2 separate regions of the Homo sapiens genome follow, and region 2 is linked to region 1. A link is an interaction called in ENCODE POLR2A ChIA-PET data of the cell type or tissue named here. Cell type or tissue: A673. All regions are shown on one strand. Links, peaks and the distances in the headings refer to the core of each region. The heading gives the core; the rest is flanking DNA.

Region 1 (10,111 bases), core at 3,709-7,708:
GGATCTTTAGCCTGTAAGATCCCTCACAGTGGTGGCACCAGCTCTCCTCGGAGTCACACTGCCATCACTCCAGTGCCACTGGGCCTGCGTGGGCATGCCAGCAAAGTCACACTTCAGAGCATGAAGACGTCTCACGTTCTTGGCAGGACGGCTCTCCCAGCTGCTCCTGGCTTTGAATGTTCACTCCCGTTTTGCAGAGCGCAGTCGGCTCACCTCGATTATGGACCACACTCTTCCTCCAGAATGGGCAGGGTGTCAGCTCTAGGCTGGCCTCAAGTTCTTTGCCAGCGTGGTTTCTTAAGCCCAGCTGTTGGGATATGCATTTTCTTGAAAGTCAGGGAAAAGAATGGAGCCCCCTGTTGGGCTCAGAGCAGGTCCAGAAGTCCTACTTGACGGTTCATGGCAGCAAATGCATAGGCAGCTTCTGAAGGATCAGCCAGATGCTAGAGCCATCTGATCCCCCAGACCTGGTGCGATGTTGCACCTCCTCCCTCCTCCTCAGCCCTGAGATTTATGACATGGCCGTGTGCGCATCGCTGGCATCGGGAATGTATAAAGCCACAGTGCCTGCTTGTGGCACTCACACCCAGTCAAGTCATCGTAATAGAGTGTTAGTGGCCTTCTATCATGGGGGGAAAGTCTGGCACAGGAAGAAGCAGGTCTTGACTGACAGGGGAATTACCTGGGAAGACAGCTAACGAAGGGGCAGGGGAGGGACAGAGGACCCGAGTGTTCAAGGAGGAGAGCAGCCAGAAAACCACCCAGGCACCTCCCGAGCAGGAAGGCAGCAGGGGGAGCTGCGGGGACTCGTGTGATTTCAATAGTAGCGCTTCTGCGGAGAGACACAGCGAGGAAACCTTCTCTATGGAGAGGAGGCCGTCGTTCTTCTCAGGCCAGACATCCTTGCCCTCCAGTTCATAGAAGAGAAAATTGAGGGCCGGGCGCGGTGTCTCATGCCTGTAATCCCAGCACTTTGGGAGGCAAAGGTGGGCGGACCACCTGAGGTCAGGAGTTCAAGACCAGCCTGGCCAACATGGTGAAACCTCGTCTCTACTAAAAACACAAAAATTAGCCAAGCGTGATGGTGGGTTCCTATAATCCCAGCTACTCGGGAGGCTGAAGCAGGAGAATCGCTGGAACCCGGGAAGCGGAGGTTGCAGTGAGCCGAGATTGCACATTGCACTCTGGCCTGGGCAACAAGAGTGAAACTCTTGTCATCTCAAAAATAATAATAATATTTACAGCATCTTGACAGACTCATTAATGATGTCATTACCCCATTTTGGATGAGGATTCCAAGCCCCTGAGAGGAGAGGCGATTTACTCTCAGACACCCAGCCTAGCTATAAGACAGAACCAGGATCAGAACCAAGGTCATTTTGGTGTCAAAGCCATGCATGTTTTAAAATGTTTTTCTACAAACTGTCTTGTTTTGGCCACGCTCTCAGAATAGGTCATGCCTACAGGCAGGTGCCATTGTTGAGGCTTGTTAAGAGTGTAGAGAAAAAAGAATACTGGCAGGCATTGTGCAGTGGACTGTGCATAGACGATCTCATTTATTCCATTGTACGGTCAGATTAGCTGAGGTCAGGGGCAGGATTCGAACCCATGTCTCCCTGACAGCAGAACTCAGGTGCTCATCCACTTGCCAACCAGCTTTCCACTTAGATCATTAGGATAATAGCTACTCTCTCAGCACTAAGTGCTAAGATCTCATTAAATACATACCACCAGGGGATGAGGTGAGAACTGTTATCTCTGTTACACATAGAAGGAAATGGAGACATGATTGCTTTGATTTTGACCTAAATGCTCTCCTGCCCCCTCACCCTTTGATCTTCCATTGAGGTGAGATTGGGGGAGTGCCGCAGTGTGGTCCTCAGAAGACACACCATAGATACACTGTTAGCATTGGATGAAAAAGAAGGGCTTCATACCTTTCCACAGAGGTCGGTCCTCTTCAAGACCATTTGAATTTAATGCTCAAAGAGTTTCCTTCTCTCCCTGAGTGCTCAGCACCCCTCCGGCCTTGCAGTTTAGCCTGCCTTAGACTTAGTCTTGCATGTGTAAAAGAAAAAGGGAATGGTTTATTAGATGCTTCCAGACTCCAGAAAAGTCGACAAAAGTTGTTAGTTAAGTCCTGCCTGGCATGGGGTGTTTTAGAGTACTAGCAGTGCCAATTAAATTTTTTTAAAGGACTAAGTGCTGAGTTTCTATATCTAAATATAGAAAGTAAAAAATAAGCAAGTCTGAGTTCGTCTTGGAGGAAGTATTGATGTGTTGCTAGAAAGGAAACTTTGGAGGAACTGAGTCCTGGTGTGAAGGAGCAGAGGCGAAGCCTGACGCTGGCCGACAGCACTGCTGCTAAGAAGGGCCTGCCTGGGGTCCAGGATCAAAACCTGTTTGGATATTTCAGAAAATCAGGATACCAGGAAAGGAGGTGATTTTCCCCATTGATTTCCAAGCTCCTGAGGGGCATCTCTCCATTTTTTTAGTGTCCGTCCTGCCACAGACACCTCCCAGGAGCAGGGCCAGCCACCACAGCTCTGACAGGGCAGTCGAAGGGCTGAAATACCAGTTCCTAGTCCATGGGGAAGTCCCCACCAGCTCTCACCGGAGGGCCGTCTAGTCTTCCTATGTCACCAAAGTATTTTTTGGTGTTTTGTTTTGTTTTGTTTTGTTTTGTTTTGTTTTGTTTTGTTTTGAGATAGGGTCTCACTCTGTCTCCCAAGCTGAAGTGCAGTGTTATGGACATGGCTCACTGCAGCCTCAACCTCCCAGGCTCAAATGATCCACCCACCTCAGCCTCCCAAGTAGCTGAGACTACAAGCATGACACCATGCCTGGCTAATTTTTTATTTCTTGTAGAGATGGAGTCTTGCTGTTTTGCCCAGGTTGGTCTCGAACTGGGCTCAAGCAATCCTCCCGCCTTGGCCTCCCAAAGTGCTGGGATTATAGGCGGGAACCATCACGCCTGCCCTGCCAAAGTATTTTTGTGGAAGACCAAGACTGAAAACTGTGTAAAGGAGCCGGGTGCGGTGGCTCATGCCTGTAATCCCAGCACTTTGGGAGGCCAAGGCGGGCGGATCACTTGAGTTCAAAAGTTTGAGACCAGTCTAGCCAACATGGCAAAACCCCATCTCTACTAAAAATACAAAACTTGGCCAGGTGCAGTGGCAGGCGCCTGTAATCCCAGCTACTCGGGAGGCTGAGCCATGAGAATCGCTTGAACCCAGGAGGCGGAGGTTGCAGTGAGCCGAGATTGAGCCACTGCACTCCAGCCTGGGCAACAGAGTGAGACTTTGTCTCAAAAAAAAAAAAAAAGATTAAGCAATGCCTAAGGGCTTGTTTTCGTATAAAAAGCAGCAGTTTTCATGCTGTTTGGAAGTGCTTTGTTCCTAAAGTATGTGGTATCTATTTTGCCTGGTATATTACCCCTGATTTTATTGAATCATAGAATTCAAGAGTTCTGACTAAGACTTCTCTGGAGCCTTAGAGCTCTGGCACATCTTCTAGAATGGCAGTTCTCCAAGTGTGGTTCGCTGGCCAGCAGCAGCAGCATCATCTGGGAATGCATTAGAAATGCAGATTTTGAGGCCAGGCGCAATGGCCCACACCCAGAATCCCAGCATTTTGGGAGGCAATGGCAAGAGGATCGCTGGAGCCCAGGAGTTTGACACCAACCTGGGCAACAAAGTGAGACCCCCATCTCTACGAAAAAAAAATTTAAAAATTAGCCAGGTGTGGTGGTGCACACCTATAGTCCCTCGCAGCTACTCAGGAGGCTGAGGTGAGAGGATCGCTTGAGCCTGGGAGGTTGAGGCTACAGTGAGCCAAGATGGTGCTACTGCACTCCAGCCTGAGTGACAAAGCAAGACCTTGTGTACAAAAAAAAAAAAAAAAAAAAAAAAAAAAAATTCTTGGGCTCCCCTCCAAACTGACTGAATCCAAAACTCTGTGGCTGGAGCCCCCGCACCTGCACCGTAACAGGCCCTCCAGGTGACTCTGCTGCATGCTCACTCTTGAGAAATAGTGATTTTGAGCATCATAGAAGAAGAACTCAGGTAGGATTCAAATCCCATCTGTGCGACTCACTCATTCTCTACATGTTCCTTTACCTCCTGGTCTCAGCGTTCCTGTCTGTAGAATGGGATAATAATCACCAGTCTGGAGGGGTTATTGTGAGAACTGCTATGAAAAGGCACGAAAGCACTTAGCACCGTGTGCCTCATACAGAGTAAGCATTTGATAAATGGCTTATCATTATTGTTATTAGCTAGCTTCCTAGACCAGGTATTCATCTTTTTAAACAGTACCCCAGTCAGATGGTTGTCTGGTGAGAGGAGATTCAAAAATTCTGGTCTATTTCAATGAATAACAGCTATGGCTGTTAATAGTTATATATTGAGAGAATATTTGCCATTCTGTAATGTCCATTCTTTTTTTTTTTTTTTTTTTTTTTTTGAGACAGAGTCTCGCTTTGTCACCCAGGCTGGAGTGCAGTGGCACGATCTCAGCTCACCGCAAGCTCCGCCTCCCAGGTTCACGCCATTCTCCTGCCTCAGCCTCCCGAGTAGCTGGGACTACAGGCACCCGCCACCATGCCTGGCTAATTTTTTTTGTATTTTTAGTAGAGACGGGGTTTCACAATGTTAACCAGGATGGACTCGATCTCCTGACCTCGTGATTCGCCCGCCTCGGCCTCCCAAAGTGCGGGGATTACAGACATGAGCCACTGCACCCAGCCTTGTAATTCCCATTCTTGATTGTAGCTCTGTCCCCTAGAACCATTGGAACAAGACTTTTCTACATGGCCTTGTTCAGATATTTGAACATAGTGATCTTGGCTGTTCTGAGCTTTTTCTTGTTCTATTTCCAAAGATTAACTTAAACATAGAAGATAATTGCAGCCAGTAGGGAGGGCTTTTAAAAAAGAAGGAGAGAAACAGAAAAGGCCTGCAGCCAAGGCTATGCTTTGGTGACATGGGTCTTTGGAGATTTCTGGTAGGTAAGGATGCCTGTGAGTTTAAGGTTGAGGCTTTCTCAGATGGACTTGGGAGCCTGCAGTAGACATGGTGGGTGGAGGTCACTGTTGGTAAGAATTCTGCCTTCTGCCACTGGCGGGTGTGGGCCAGAGTCACCCCTAGGGTGTTTCCATGTAGGAACAGTGGGGTGTTCTAGACACAAATGCCTTAATATCCAGCATCTTTGCCAGGGGGTCTGCTCCAGGACCCCAGCCCTTTTCCTGCTGTGGTCTCAGGCCTTTGGCAAGCTGCCCGTGCTCTTTCCAGCGTCCTGTTTCTCACCTGGGTTGCCAGCTCCCTGCAGCCTTGGTGGTGTTTGCAGCCTGCTCTCAGTTTTTTTAATCTTTTTTTAATTGATGTCTAATTAGTAGTTACGATAAATTGCACTAGCCAAGCAAATGCTACCTTTCCTAAATTACGCCGTGGTATTGTGTACGACAGCAGCAGGGTTGCTATTTTAAAATGGGATTGCGTAAAATAAACATGTGCCCAGATGACAGGAAGTACTAAGTTGATGATTAATTGATGCTCTGGTACGGCCTCGTGCTTTCCAGTGCTTCCATTTGTGTGACGATCCATCTAGTGAAGTTTCAGCAGGTCCACACCACTGATAATTGCCAGATCGCTAATTTGCAGTTCGTCTCCTGCCCTCTCATGCCGGGGCCGGTGGCCATTATGAGGCAATGCAGAGCAGTCCTCAGTCCCGCTGAAGGTCAGGGTCACCAGAAGGTGATGTGCGGCCCTCGGCTGGCCAGGTCTTCTGCAGCTCGGAGACTGCCTCTCTACACTGAGACTCAGGAACGGTGACATTGCTGCATTATTCCGGACTCTTGAGACTGGTGCTATTTGTCCTGTCATTTTCTTTGTATTATGTAGGGCTGATATTCAGGGAAAGGGAAAATAACTTAGATTTAGTTTTATTTGTTTTTTTCAAATTAGGAGATGAAGACTTGAGCCTGCTGACACATACCCAAGGCTTGCTCATATGTGAAATAGGTAGAAGTTTAAATATGTCTTGAGAGCAGTTGAGAAAAGAGTCAGTGGAAAAATTACTAACTAGTGCTGGTGAGCAGGGTCTCGACAGCACAGGGGGTACGGGTGTGCCATCTCAAAAGCTGCCCTGGTGCTTAGGCCAGAGGGCTTCACCCAAGTGTGGTGCTGCTTCTGAGAAACGGGGGTGCTGTGGTCTGTACCCCAGCCTGGTGGATTAATAGGAAGCAGCAGAAGCTTGAGCCAGGTGTCTTCTGGAACACTAAGGAGGCAGGACAGTGGCAGAGTCCCCGGACTCAGACCACTCTGCCTCTTAGCAGCTATGATCTGGGGCAAGGACTTCACCTTTCTGAATCTTAGTTTCCTCATGTGTGTATTCTCTACCTACCCAATAGCTCTTCCCATGAGGTGTGGGAGATTAAATGGCATCATCGTTTATTTAATAAACAAGCAAATGGTGGATGGGGACAAAGCACCTAGCTCAGTGCACAGCGTGTGACCACTCTGATATGGAAAGTGCCAGCACTCTCCCAGGCGAGTACAGCAGTGGCAGCTCCTTTGTAACTAGGCGTTGCTTGGTAGGATGTCCCTGGGGTTGGTCCATTAACCTCCTTTTCTCTCGGGGAAAGGGCCTTGGTGCAATTAACAGCTTTTAAGCCAGAGAATTGATGCCTCTTGCTCCAGTGTTCTTGAAGCCTCAAGAAGTCTGGGACCCCCAGAAAACAGGCAGGCCAGTTGCTTTTATCTTGCCTGATGGCTGTCTCTCCAGAGGTAGCAGTGACAATAACAACCAACACGTGGCTCTCGGAAGCCTGACTGACTCCAGGGCCCGGTGCTCTCTACTGTCGGCACTGTTTCTGTTGTCCAGGGGCAGCACCCACAGTGCTTCCTCTGTGCACCTTCAGCAAGACAGAGTCGCTCAAAGCCAGTCTTCAGAAGGGACCCAGGGTTGCTTTAGCCATGAGACCCCATGTCAGTTTTCACAGTGACTTCACTGTCCTTTCGACAAAGTCCTTGAGATCTTGATGGCTCACAGTGGACTTCGTTCCCAGGACAGGGTGAGTGGACTCAGTAGACAGCTTGGAATCCACTCTAAGCTGAACAGTGCTCCTCTGCCCACGGTAGGATGGGGAGGGAGTGGGAGCCCATCCTTCCCTTGATATTTTATTCTAACTTACGTATTTAATTGACTTTTACTACTTTTTTTCTTGTATCACACTATACACCAAATAAGTTCCAGAATGATCACAGAATGAAATGATTTTTTTAACTGATAAAAAGAACTAGAAGGAAAAAAAACAATAGCTGATACAGGAATAGGAAAAACCTATTCTAAGCATAAAAACCAAGGAAGACATCATAAAGGAAATGGCTGGTCTTGAAAGCCTAAAATTTTTGAATTATATACTTCAACAAATTCAGTAAACAAAATTAGAAGACAGATAACAAAAAGGAAAAATGTAAACATATATAACGTTGATATAATTACTTAATATTCATAGACTTTCTCAAGTTCAAAATAAGAACACTAGGAAAATTAACAAGAACATGAATACGATATTCACAAAGTAAGAAATACCTATTTCCAGTAATCTGTTAAGCTTTTACTAGTTGTCAAAAAAACATACTTGTGAGTTAATTTTATTTATTTATTTATTTATTTTCAGACAGAGTTTTGCTCTTGTTGCCCAGGCTGGAGTGCAGTGGCACGATCTTGGCTCACCACAACCTCCACCTCCTGGGTTCAAGCAATTCTTCTGCCTCAGCCTCCCGAGTAGCTGGGATTATAGGCATGTGCCACCACACCCACCTAATTTTGTACTTTTAGTAGAGATGGGGTTTCTCCATGTTGGTCAGGCTGGTCTCGAACTCCTGACCTCAGGCTATCCACCCACCTCGACCTCCCAAAGTGCTGGGATTACAAGCATGAGCCAAGTGCTGGGATTACAGGCGTGAGCCACCACACCCTGCGCAAGTTAATTTTCTAACAGTAAAAACTTGGAAAACCCTGTATCACTTTTTTTTTTCTTTTTTTTCTTTTTTTTTTTTTTTTTTGAGAGAGTCTCACCTGTCACCCAGGCTGGAGTGCAGTGACGCAATCTCAGCTCACTGCAACCTCCGCTTCCTGGGTTCAAGCAATTCTCCTGCCTCAGCCTCCCAAGTAGCTTAGATTACAGGCGCGCACCACCACACCCAGCTGATTTTGTATTTTTAGTAGAGATGGGGTTTCACTATGTTGGCCAGGCTGGTCTCGAACTCCTGACCTCAAGTGATCCTCCTGCCTCAGCCTTCCAAAGTGCTGGGATTACAGGCGTGAGCCACCGCTCCCAGCCAACCCTGTATGATTAACAGCATGACTATTCTTACAGTGATCATATACTTTGGTGTCTTTAAAATCATGTAAAAGAATAAGAACTTGAAGTGATTAAAATAAATTCACAACATACTTTGTAAGTGAAAGTAATTGGGTTAAAATATATACTACCTCTGTTTTTTAAATGAAAATGAAAAACTCAAGAGTATACATCAAAATATGAACAGAAGTTATCTTTAGCTGCTGTGCTTCTATAGTCTTTCCATTTTTACCAAAAAACAAATACTTTAAAATTTTTAAGTGAAAAAGAAAATGGAGGTCAGATGGGTTGAAGCATCTAGAAAAATCAAACGAGAGTGTGCTGAGGCCTGCTCCTCTCTTGTGGTGGGCACCTCATGGACTTTCCCTGGCTTTCTCCTTGTCTTCGAGCCCAGCCCTCCTCATTCTCTGCTCTCCAGTTCCTGCTCCTAAGACCCTGCCTGTTTCTCCTCAGGACTGAGCACGGAAGGCATCTACCGGGTCAGCGGGAACAAGTCTGAGATGGAGAGTCTGCAGAGACAGTTTGATCAAGGTAAAGTGCAGCCTGGCCAGGCATCCGAGGCCAGAGCTGGTCAAGGCAGACACAGCTGCCTCGGTGAACTGTCTGTGGGGCTTCGGAGCACTCCTGCCAGCACAGACCCAAAGCCACGAGGTGCTGAGACTGAGAAAGAGACCATGTGTGGCTGCAGCGGGGAGGAGGGGACCGGGTCCTGTCAGTGAACCGAAGCACCATCCCTGCCCAAGCTGGGTCATGTAGGCCACTCCCCACACTGCCACTCACAGATGCTCTTCCAGGTTGCCCGGGCACATGCCTCCCTCACCACACTGAAGAGCTTTGCCTGTTTTCCCATGCAGAGCTAGTTGCAGGCACATGATATACAAGTCGGGTTGAGATGTGATCCTGTTTTGCCAGGGCCTCAGATCTACCCTCCTCACAAAGTCCCAGCACCAGAGAAAGTGAGGGACCATCGTGTGAGGAGCTGAGCCCTTGGGACAGAGACCCAAGTTACATAGCTCTTGGCAGGGACTCCCTTCTCCTAAGCTGAGCCAGCTTCAAGAGGCCTAAAGTCAGGCAGCCAAACTACCTCTTGGAATTGCCCACACTGTGGGATGAGAAGCCACGTCCCCCAGTGCCAGAAGCAAAAGCACCAGAGCAGGGCACATTCCCATCTATCAGCAGCCAGGGCAGGAGGCACCACCCAGAGTGGACACCACACCCACTTCCCAGGTGGGCGGCCCTTGCGCCTTGCAGCACCGCAGTCGGGCTCAGCTGGCCGGCAGCAGGCAGAGGGGACCGCAGGACAGGGAAACGCCTGCTAATCTGTGGGAGACACGAGGCCAAAGTGAGGGTAGAGCCCCCAGTGTGGGATGCATTTGTATATATGGGAGATCCTGTACCAGCTTACCTCCCCCATAGTGGAACCTGGTACTGTCCATCTGTAGAGATTTCTTCGTCATCAGGAACGCACTGAAGTATGTATGCAATGAGAAGGAAAGCATGACATGGGTCAGCGGTGCCTGTGGCTGGGAAGGGCCAGAGAGAGAAAAAATGAGCCTATTTGCCCTCCCACCATAGGGGACAAGGATGGAGGCAGCAGTCACAGTGGTTGCTAACATCTTTGTGACCTACCTGGAAAGCGAGCCACCCTTTAGGAAAGCCGCCTCCTTCTTCTGTGATGGGAAGGGAGTAAGGAAGAGGCAACAGCATATCAAAGCCAGATGAAGGCAAGCTCCTGGCACCAAA
Region 2 (9,433 bases), core at 5,434-9,433, 350 kb after region 1:
CGCCCGGCTGAAAAATGATAATTTCATATGGATTGACTTAAGAACCTTTTAGGATGGTTGGGTGTGGTGGCTAATACCTGTAATCCCAGCACTTTCGGAGGCTGAAGCAGGTGGATTATTTGAGGTCAGGAGTTTGAGACAACCCTGGCCAACATGGTGAAACCCCGTTTCTACTAAAAATACAAAAATTAGCTGGGTATGGTGGCAGGTGCCTGTAATCCCAGCTACTTAGGAGGCTGAGGCTGGAGAATTGCTTGAACCTGGGAGGCAGAGGGTATAGTGAGCCAAGATCACACCACTGCACTCGAGCCTGGGCGACATAGCAAGACTCTGTCTCAAAAAAAAAAAAAAAGAAAAGAGAAAGAAAAAGAAAAAAAGAAGCAAAAAAAATCCTTGTAGGATGTTCTCATTCAAAATTTCTCCCAGGAGGAAATGGCTGGTGAGTTGAGGGGGTAGTGCTCGGCTTTTCACAGGGTGGCTGAGAGAGAATCCCCTGCACGTACACACTGGCCCCCCTCCTGCCTTCCGAGGCCTGTAGAGACCCTGTTCTTGGCCCATAGCAACCCCCAGACCTCCAAGTGACAGCCCTCAGCTCCAGGGACACCAGAAAATCTTTGCCTTCCCAAATCTAAGATTTTTGTTTTGTTTTTGTTTTTTTGGAAACGGAGTCCTGCTCTGTCGCCCAGGCTGGAGTGCAGTGGTGCCATCTTGGCTCATTGCAACCTCCACCTCCCAGGTTCAAACAATTCTCCTGCCTCAGCCTCCTGAGTAGCTGGGATTACAGGTACTCCCCAACCAAGCCTGACTAATTTTTTTTTTTTTTTGTATTTTCAGTAGAGACAGGGTTTCACAATGTTGGCCAGGTGGGTCTGGAACTCCTGACCTCAAATGATCCACTGGCCTTGGCTTCCCAAAGTGCTGGGATTACAGAAGTAAGCCACTGCGCCCAGCCTCAAATCTAAGACACTTAAAAATTTGTTTTTTTGGTTTTTTTTTTTTGAGACGCAGTTTCGCTCTTGTTGCCCAGGCTACAGTGCAATGGCGCGATCTCGGCTCACCGCAACCTCCGCCTCCCAGGTTCAAGCGATTCTCCTGCCTTAGCCTCCCGAGTAGCTGGGATTACAGGCGCCCACCACCTAGGCTAATTTTGTATTTTTAGTAGAGACGGGGTTTCTCCATGTTGGTCAGGCTGGTCTTGAACTCCCGACCTCAGGTGATCCACCCACCTTGGCATCCCAAAGTGCTGGGATTACAGGCATGAGCCACCGTGACTGGCAATTTTTTTAAAATTTTAAATTATTTTTTCGAGTCAGGGCCTTTCTCTGTTGCTCAGGCTGGAGTGCAGTGGTGCATTCACAGTTCACTGCAGCCTTGAGCTCTTGGGCTCAAGCGATCCTCCCTCCTCAGCCTCCACCTCCCACTTCAGCCTCCAGAGTAGCAGGACTACAGGCTCGCTCCAACACGCCTGGCTAATTAAAACAAATTCTAGGGGGGCAGATGCTGTGGCTAGCACACGTAATCACGGCACTTTGGAAGGCCAGTGTGGGAGGATTGCTCGAGCCTAGGAATTGGAGGCAAGACTAGGCAACAGAGACAGACCCCATCTCTACAAAAAGTTTTTTAAAAAATTAGCTGGGTGTGGTGGCTTGAGCCTGTAGTCCCAACTACTTTGGGGGCTGAGGTGGGAGGATTGCTTGAACCCAGGAGGTCAAGGCTGCGGTGAGCTGTGATCACACCACTGCACTCCAATCTGGGTGAAGAGTCAGACCCTGGATTAAAAAAATATATATTTTTCCCCCAGAGACAGCATCTCACTATGTTGGTCAGGCTGGTCTCAAAATCCTAGCCTCAAGCAGTCCTCACACCTCGGCCTCCTAAAGTGTGGAGATTAGAGGTGTAAGCCATCCTGCCTGGCTGCAATTCTAAGAAATGTATGTTGAAAAACTTAGTGGATGTATCAGGAGTTTATCAAGATGAAGCATCTGAGGAACAGACCATCGTTAACTTTTCAAGTTAAAGCAAGTTTGAGCTCCCGGGCGTGGTGGCTCATGCCTGTAATCCCAGCACTTTGGGAGGCCGAGGTGGGCAGATCATGAGGTCAGGAGATCGAGACCATCCTGGCTAACACGGCGAAACCCCGTCTCTACTAAAAATACAAAAAAAATTAGCCGGGCGTGGTGGCGGGTGCCTGTAGTCCCAGCTACTCGGGGGGGCTGAGGCAGGAGAATGGTGTGAACCCGGGAGGTGGAGCTTGCAGTGAGCCGAGATCGCGCCACTGCACTCCAGCCTGGGCAACAGAGACAGACTCCGTCTCAAAAAAAAAAAAAAAAAGAAAGAAAAAAAGAAAGTTTGAGCTGATAAAGGGAAGGTTCCACCTCGGTTTCTTTCCTCTTAATCTCTTCTTCAGGCCAGGGCAGATTCCCACAGGAGATTGGGGCTGGCAGGATGTCCCTCCTCTCCCAAGGAGGGGGCTTCCCGGGACAGAAGAGGAGGGGAGGGGACTTGGGGGATGTTTTCCTCTCTGAGGGTCCGGGGTGAGGGTCAGCCAACGCAGGGTCACCTAGTCAGGGAAACAGAGTGGAGGAAGCCCTGGGTCAAACAGTGAGTCCCAGCTCCTTGTCTCACGAACAACTTCCTCTAGCAAAGTGATTTCATTCTCTAAAACAATAACAAAAGAAGTGTGTAAATATATCCCTTGAATCCCTAAAGCACGCACAAAAAAAGCACAAACAGAAAGAACTGCTGAATAAAGAGGTTCCAAAGTTGGGGTTGGAGCCACTTCCTCTTGCTAAGCCTGCGTGGTATGTGTACTTTAAGAATTCACGTTACAGTCTTGTTGCTGTTGCGTGAGCCTAGCGTATACTATGTGCCAGGCACTGCTCCGGTTTTTTTGTTTTTGTTTTTTTGAGACAGAGTCTCACTCTGTCGCCCAGGCTGGAGTGCAATGGTGAGATCTCGGCTCACTGGAACCTCCGCCTCCTCGGTTCAAATGATTCTCCTGCCTCGGCCTCCCGAGTAGCTGGGATTACAGGCACGCACCACCACGCCCAGCTAATTTTTGTATTTTTAGTAGAGATGGTGTTCTGCCATGTTGGCCAGGCTGGTCTTGAACACTTGACTTCAAGTGATCCACCTGCCTCGGCCTCCCAAAGTGCTGGGATTACAGATGTGAGCTACCGCGCCCAGCCAGTTCTGTGCGTTTTAAATGTATCCAACGCTCATAGCAAACATCCACTGCACAGATGAGGAAGTTGAGGTTCAGAGGGGCTGAGGCCCTGAACTTTGATGAGGGTGTGTCGACCTGGAATATGAATCTCATCATTCTGGCCCTTGAGTTCTTGTTCTCAGCCACTGTGATATGCTGGAAGAGGTTAAGAATTGCTATCACGGCTGTGGCTCACTTCTGTAATCCCAGCCCTTTGGGAGGTCGAGGTGTGAGGATGGCTTGAGGCTGGGCAACACAGCAAGGCCGCACCTCTACAGAAAATTTTAAAAAATTAGCCAGGTATGTTGGTGCATGCCTGTAGTCCTAGCTACTCAGGAGGCTGAGGTGGGAGGATCACTTGAGCCTAGGAGTTTGAGGCTGCAGTGAGGCATAATGTTTTCACTGCACGCCAGTCTGAGCGACAGAGCAAGACTCCATCTCTAAAAAAAGTAAAGCATCGCTATGGCCAACAACATCTTCCCATTCTACAGATGGAAAATTGAGGCCCAAGAAAGGAGTTGTTTGTGCTTTTTCTACCACTGAGGCGTTGGGCCCTGCGCTCAGCTGCTGTGGTCTTTTTGTGGAGAATGTGACCCCAGGCTGTCTTCCTCAGAGCCGAGGAGGAGGGAGGGATGTTTGTCTGTCCTGAGGCTGCAGAAGGGAGGGGTTGAACACAGTTAGAGGCCTGGAGGTGGCTGGGGGCAGCTGGCATGTTGTGGGCAAACAGAATCCAGGCCAAGACCTCTAAGGCGTTAAAGAGCAAACCGCATGCAGGTCTGGCTTCCAGGAAGGTGGGACTTCGAGACTAGGGTTGGGGACTTGGGATCAGCCCTCCACCCAACCGAGCCCTCTCCTGCCCTGCCAGCCACCCCGTAATTTTGGGTTCTGTGAGTCACGGGAAGAAGACAGGACAAACACACCCTGAGAGCGAGACAAGGCCACTCCTATTTTGTACTGCTTATAAAGATTCACTGGGACTGGTGAGGTGGCAGTGCTCAGCAGCATCCGACAGGAGCCCTGGCAAACAGGACGGATTTCCAGGACTCTACCAGCTGCCAGACACGGCAGGGAGAGACCCCAGACCTCCTGGGTCCTGGCTGTGGGCCCGGATTGGGCTCCCAAGTGGCGTTTGACTCACGTGGGGACACTCTTGGAAGAGACGGTAAGGATGGAGGCTACAAGGGCGGGAAGGAGGGAGAGAGAGATTGCATGATCTTGGCTTCTCGGAATCATTACTTTCAGAATCTGGGAAGCAGAACTAGAGTTTGAGAAGTGCAGTCTTATTACAGCCACACTGGAACGCACGTCACAGTCCTGGGCTCTTGAATTAACTTGGGCAGCCCAGCAGCAAAGCTCTTGTCAAAGGATCTAAGCATTTTTTTTCTTTCTCTTTTTGGAGACAGGTTTTCATTCTTGTTGCCCAGGCTGGAGTGCAATGGTGCCATCTTGGCTCACCGCAACCTCCACCTCCCAGGTTCAAGGGATTCTCTTGTCTCAGCTGGGATTACAAGCGCATGCCACCATGCCTGGCTAATTTTGTATTTTTAGTAGAGATGGGGTTTCTCCATGTTGGTCAGGCTGGTCTCGAACTCCCGACCTCAGGTGATCTGTCCGCCTTGGCCTCCCAAAGTGCTGGGATTACAGGCGTGAGCCACTGTGCCCTGCCCAAATGGTTTTTCACACACAGATGTATGGGAAACAGCCTCTCTCAAACCTGCAGGAATTCCTGCAGCTTTCGGCAGATCCACCAAACTGTAGCATGTGTAGCAAGCAAGCCCTTTAACTCAGCGATTCCAATTCTTTTCTCTTTCTTTCCTTTTCTCTCTTTCTTTCTTTTGACAGGGTCTCACTCTGTCTCCCAGGCTGGAGTGCAGTGGTGCGATCTTGGCTCACTGCAACCTCCGCCTCCCAGGTTCAAGTGATTCTCCTGCCCCAGCCTGCTGAGTAGCTGGGATTACAGGTGCACGCCACCACACCTAGCTAATTTTTGTATTTTTAGTAGAGATGGGGTTTCACCATGTTGGCCAGGCTGGTCTCCAACTTTTGACCTCAGGTGATCCACCTACCTTGGCCTCCCAAAGTGCTGGGATTACAGGCGTGAATCACCGTGCCTGGCCCCCTCAATGTTCTATCACAAAATCTGTCCACATTCTTGTGTGGTGTTTGTTCATTCTCATCGTGTAGAATATTCCACAGGGTGAACACCCCATGATGTGTTTATCCATTCTGCTGTGGGTGGCTATTTGGACGGTTTCTCATCTTGGGCTGCTGTGAACATTCTGGCACATGTATTCTGGTGAGCATATGTGTTCTTTTGCGGAAAGGAGGCTGATTGCTGGGTCGTGAGGGAGGAATCCTAGAAGATGGATGTTCAGGAATAAAGAATGTTCAGACTCCTTTTTTTTTTTTTTTTTTTTGAGATGGAGTCTTGCTCAGGCTGGAGTGCAGTGGTGCGATCTCGGCTCACTGCAACCTCCGCCTCCTGGGTTCACGCCATTCTCCTGCCTCAGCCTCCTGAGTAGCTGGGACTACAGGCGCCCGCCACCGCGCCCAGCTAATTTTTTGTATTTTTTAGTAGAGATGGGGTTTCACCATGTTAGCCAGGATGGTCTCGATCTCCTGACCTCGTGATCCACCTGCCTGGGCCTCCCAAAGTGCCGGGGATTACAGGTGTGAGCCACTGCGCCCGGCCAGCCTTCTTTGATTCTGCTCCAGGGTTTTCCAGAGCAGAGAACCCAGCAAGACTGGATGCACAGACAGGCGTGCACCAAGAGGCACATGTGAGGGTGCTTGCAATCACAACAAAAGAAACCTAAGTGACCACTTAGTCTCTCTGTGCCTCAGTTTACTCTTTTATCCTTTCACTTACCAAATATCGACCATGCCTGTGCTGTGTGCCAGGTTCTGTCCCAGATGCCAGGGACACAGCGGCACCCGAGGCTGGAAGGAGCTGATGTTGTGGGATATGAGGATGATAATATTGACCTCAAGGGTTTGTGTTGAGGGTTATATCTTGTAGGTCATAGGTGCTCAATAAAAGCCATCTATTATTTTAATTATTATGAAATAATAAGAAGGGTACCTATGATTTAAAAGCTAGATATAAGTACAGACGCTCTTTGACTTACAATGGGGTCCCATCTCTATCAACCCATCGTAAGGCTGGGCACAGTGGCTCACGCCTGTAATGGCAGCACTTTTGGGAGGCTGAGGTGGGAGGATTTCTTGAGCCCAGGAGTTTGAGATCAGCCTGGGCAACAGAGTAAGGGCTGTCCATACAGAAAAAAAAAAAAAAATTAGCTGGGCATGATGGCGTGCACCCGTAGTCCCAGCTACTCCAGAGGCTGAGGCAGGAGGATCAGTTGAGCCTAGGAGGTAGAGGCTGTGGTGAGCCGAGGTTGAACCACTGAACTCAGCTTGGGTGACTGAACAAGACGAAAACACAAAACAAAAGCCCCCAACATTTTCAACATAAGTTGAAAATATTGTAAATCAAATTGGATTTAATACACCTAGCTTACTGAACATCATAGCCTACTTTTTTTTTTTGAGACAGGGTCTCACTCTGTTGTCCAGGCTGGAGTGCAGTGGCGCGATCTTGGCTCACTGCAGCCTTGACCTCACGGGCGTAGCCTACCTCAAATGTGTTCAGAACATTTACATTACCCAACAGCAAGACAAAATCATCTAAGCCAAATCCAATTTTTTTTTTTTTGAGATGGAGTCTCACTCTGTCACCCATGCTGGAGTGCAGTGGTGTGATCTCAGCTGACTGCAACCTCCACCTCCCAGCTTCAAGGGATTCTCCTGCCTCGGCCTTCTGAGTAGCTGAGATTACAGGCACTCGCCCCCACGCCCAGCTAATTTTTTTTTTTTTTTAAATCTTTAGCAGAGATGAGATTTTATCATGTTGGCCAGGCTGGTCTCAAACTCCTGACCTCAAGTGATCCGTCTGCCTAGGACTCCCAAAGCGTTGGGATTACAGGTGTGAGCTTCTGCACCTGGCCCTGTTTCTCATTATTCTCCTTACCATTGTTATTGAATGGCCTTTAGTTAATAAGCACCACTTGGGCAGACAGTGGACTGTTTTTGATGCTTTGAGGACGAATGGGGTTGATATCTGTACAGATAGACAGGAAAACAGATATCGGGCACGTTAAGTGGAAAAGATGAAGAAATGGAACAACGTATGTTGAAAGCTCCCATTTCTGGTTAAGACGTTACAAAGGAAATGCCATCTACGATACCATTGCTTTGGGCTTACAGCTGGGCAAATTATATGCACAGAAAGTTTCCTGGATTGGGCTGGGCATGTTGACTCACGCCTGTAATCCCAGCACTTTGGGAGGCCGAGGTGGGCGGATCATGAGGTCAGGAGATTGAGACCATCCTGGCTAACACGGTGAAACCCTGTCTCTACTAAAAATACAAAAAATTAGCCGGAAGTGGTAGCGGGCGCCTGTAGTCCCAGCTACTCGGGAGACTGAGGCAGGAGAATCATGCGAACCCGGGAGGTGGAGCTTGCAGTGAGCCGAGATCGCACCACTGCACTCCAGCCTGGGCGACAGAGTGATACTCCGTCTCAAAAAAAAAAAAAAAAAAAAAAAAAAAAAAAGAAAGTTTTCGTTTTCTGGATTGTAATCAACAAGGGCCAGGAAGGGTGGAGTCTTTGCGGGGTGAGAGGATGCGTGTGGACAGTGATAACAGCAGCTAGCCTACGTATGACACCCACTGAAAACCAGCGCTATACACTCAGCTCTACCCTTCTAACTTGTTGAATTCTTACAACACCCCCTAAGGCAGGAATATTATTATTCCCATTTTACTGAGGCACAGATAGTTTAGGTGACTTGCCCAAGGCCACACAGCTGGTAGGAATTTGAGGGTTTTTGTTGTTGTTGTTTGTTTGTTTGTTTTTTATGATGCAGTCTCGCTGTTGTCGCCCAGGCTGGAGTGCAGTGGCATGATCTTGGCTCACTGCAACCTCTGCCTCCCGGGTTCCAGCGATTCTCTTGCCTCAGTCTCCCGAGTAGCTGGAATTACAGGAGCCCACAACCATGCCTGGCTGATTTTTGTATTTTTAGTAGAGACCAGGTTTCACCATGTTGCTCAGGCTGGTCTTGAACTCCTGGCCTCAAGTGATCCGCCCACCTCGGCCTCCCAAAGTGCTGGGATTACAGGTGTGAGCCACTGTGCCCGGCTAGGGGGGGTTCAGTTTTTAAATGCTGTACTCTTTCTTTCTTTCTTTCCTTCCTTCCTTCCTTCCTTCCTTCCTTCCTTCCTTCCTTCCTTCCTTCCTTCCTTTCTTTCTTTCTTTCTTTCTTTTTCTTTCTTTCTTGGGACAGGGTCTCACTCTGTTGCTCAGGCTGGAGTGCAGTGGCGCGATCATGGCTAACTGCAGCCTCAAACTCCTGGGCTCATGTGATCTTCCACCCCAGTCTTAGAAAAGGTTGGGATTGCAGGCACGAACCACTATGCCTGGCTAATTTTTAAATTTTTTGTAGAGACAGAGGGTCTCACTGTGTTGCCTAGGCTGGTCTTGAACTCTTGGCCTCAAGCGATCCTTCCTCCTCAACTCAGCCTCCCAATGTACTGGGATTACAGGTGTGAGCCACTGCACCTGGCTAAATTCTGCACACCTTTTACTCTAGGGATAAAAATAATACGAAAGTGGAATGCCAGACTCCGAATACACACACCAAGTGGCCTGGACTCTTCACTGCTACCTGGCATGGGGGAGGGGAGTGCCCCAACTTCCTCTCTGTCCTTCCTGTTGCCTCAACACCAGCTGGAGTGCTGAGCAGTGCCAGCCAACCCATAATAGTCAGCAGAGAGCCTCAGGGCCAGGTCACTCTGACATTGTGGGGGTGGGGGGGTGGGGACTCCTGCCTGGGTCCTGTGCTACCCACAGCTTTGTCTACCGGAGCCTGTGTGCCACGTGCTGGACAAATCTTAACTCCTCAAGGACTCCCAAAACCAGAGGTAGGTTCACCTCAATGACTCTTGTTTCCCCGATGAGGAAATAGGCACAGCCAGCTGCAACTGACACCCACAGTCATGGAGGCCGGGGCTGCTCAGGACCACTTGCTGTGCTGCCTGCCAGCTCTCCAGAGCCCAAGATTTGGAGATGGTAATATTCTAGGGCATGGGGTTCTGCAGCGGGGACTAACACACTTTGAAATTTACCTACTTAGGGCTGGGCGCGGTGGCTCATGCCTGCAATCCCAG

What was found. Peaks named below come from ENCODE experiments on the same cell type or tissue, not always from the same donor. Only the 100,000 strongest peaks of a DNase experiment are listed, where the experiment ranks them.
Region 2: POLR2A ChIA-PET joins it to region 1 with 5 read pairs; 2 of 35 experiments call an interaction of 5 or more read pairs at or near these places.

The regions. Positions count from the first base shown.
Region 1 is chr19:46,979,168-46,989,278 of GRCh38, forward strand. It overlaps ARHGAP35 (Rho GTPase activating protein 35), which reads left to right. Exons shown (of 7, transcript NM_004491.5): 4 at 8,822-8,899. Among named protein-coding and RNA genes, the nearest start is that of NPAS1, 36 kb to the right of the region's middle. In A673, for the core only: no CTCF peak of the experiment used is centred there; a DNase peak (open chromatin) is centred at 5,524; H3K27ac peaks cover 1,526 bases.
Region 2 is chr19:47,327,983-47,337,415 of GRCh38, forward strand. C5AR2 (complement C5a receptor 2) reads left to right here and starts at 4,193. Exons shown (of 2, transcript NM_001271749.2): 1 at 4,193-4,367. RefSeq lists silencers at 6,810-7,104, 6,916-7,116. In A673, for the core only: no CTCF peak of the experiment used is centred there; no DNase peak of the experiment used is centred there.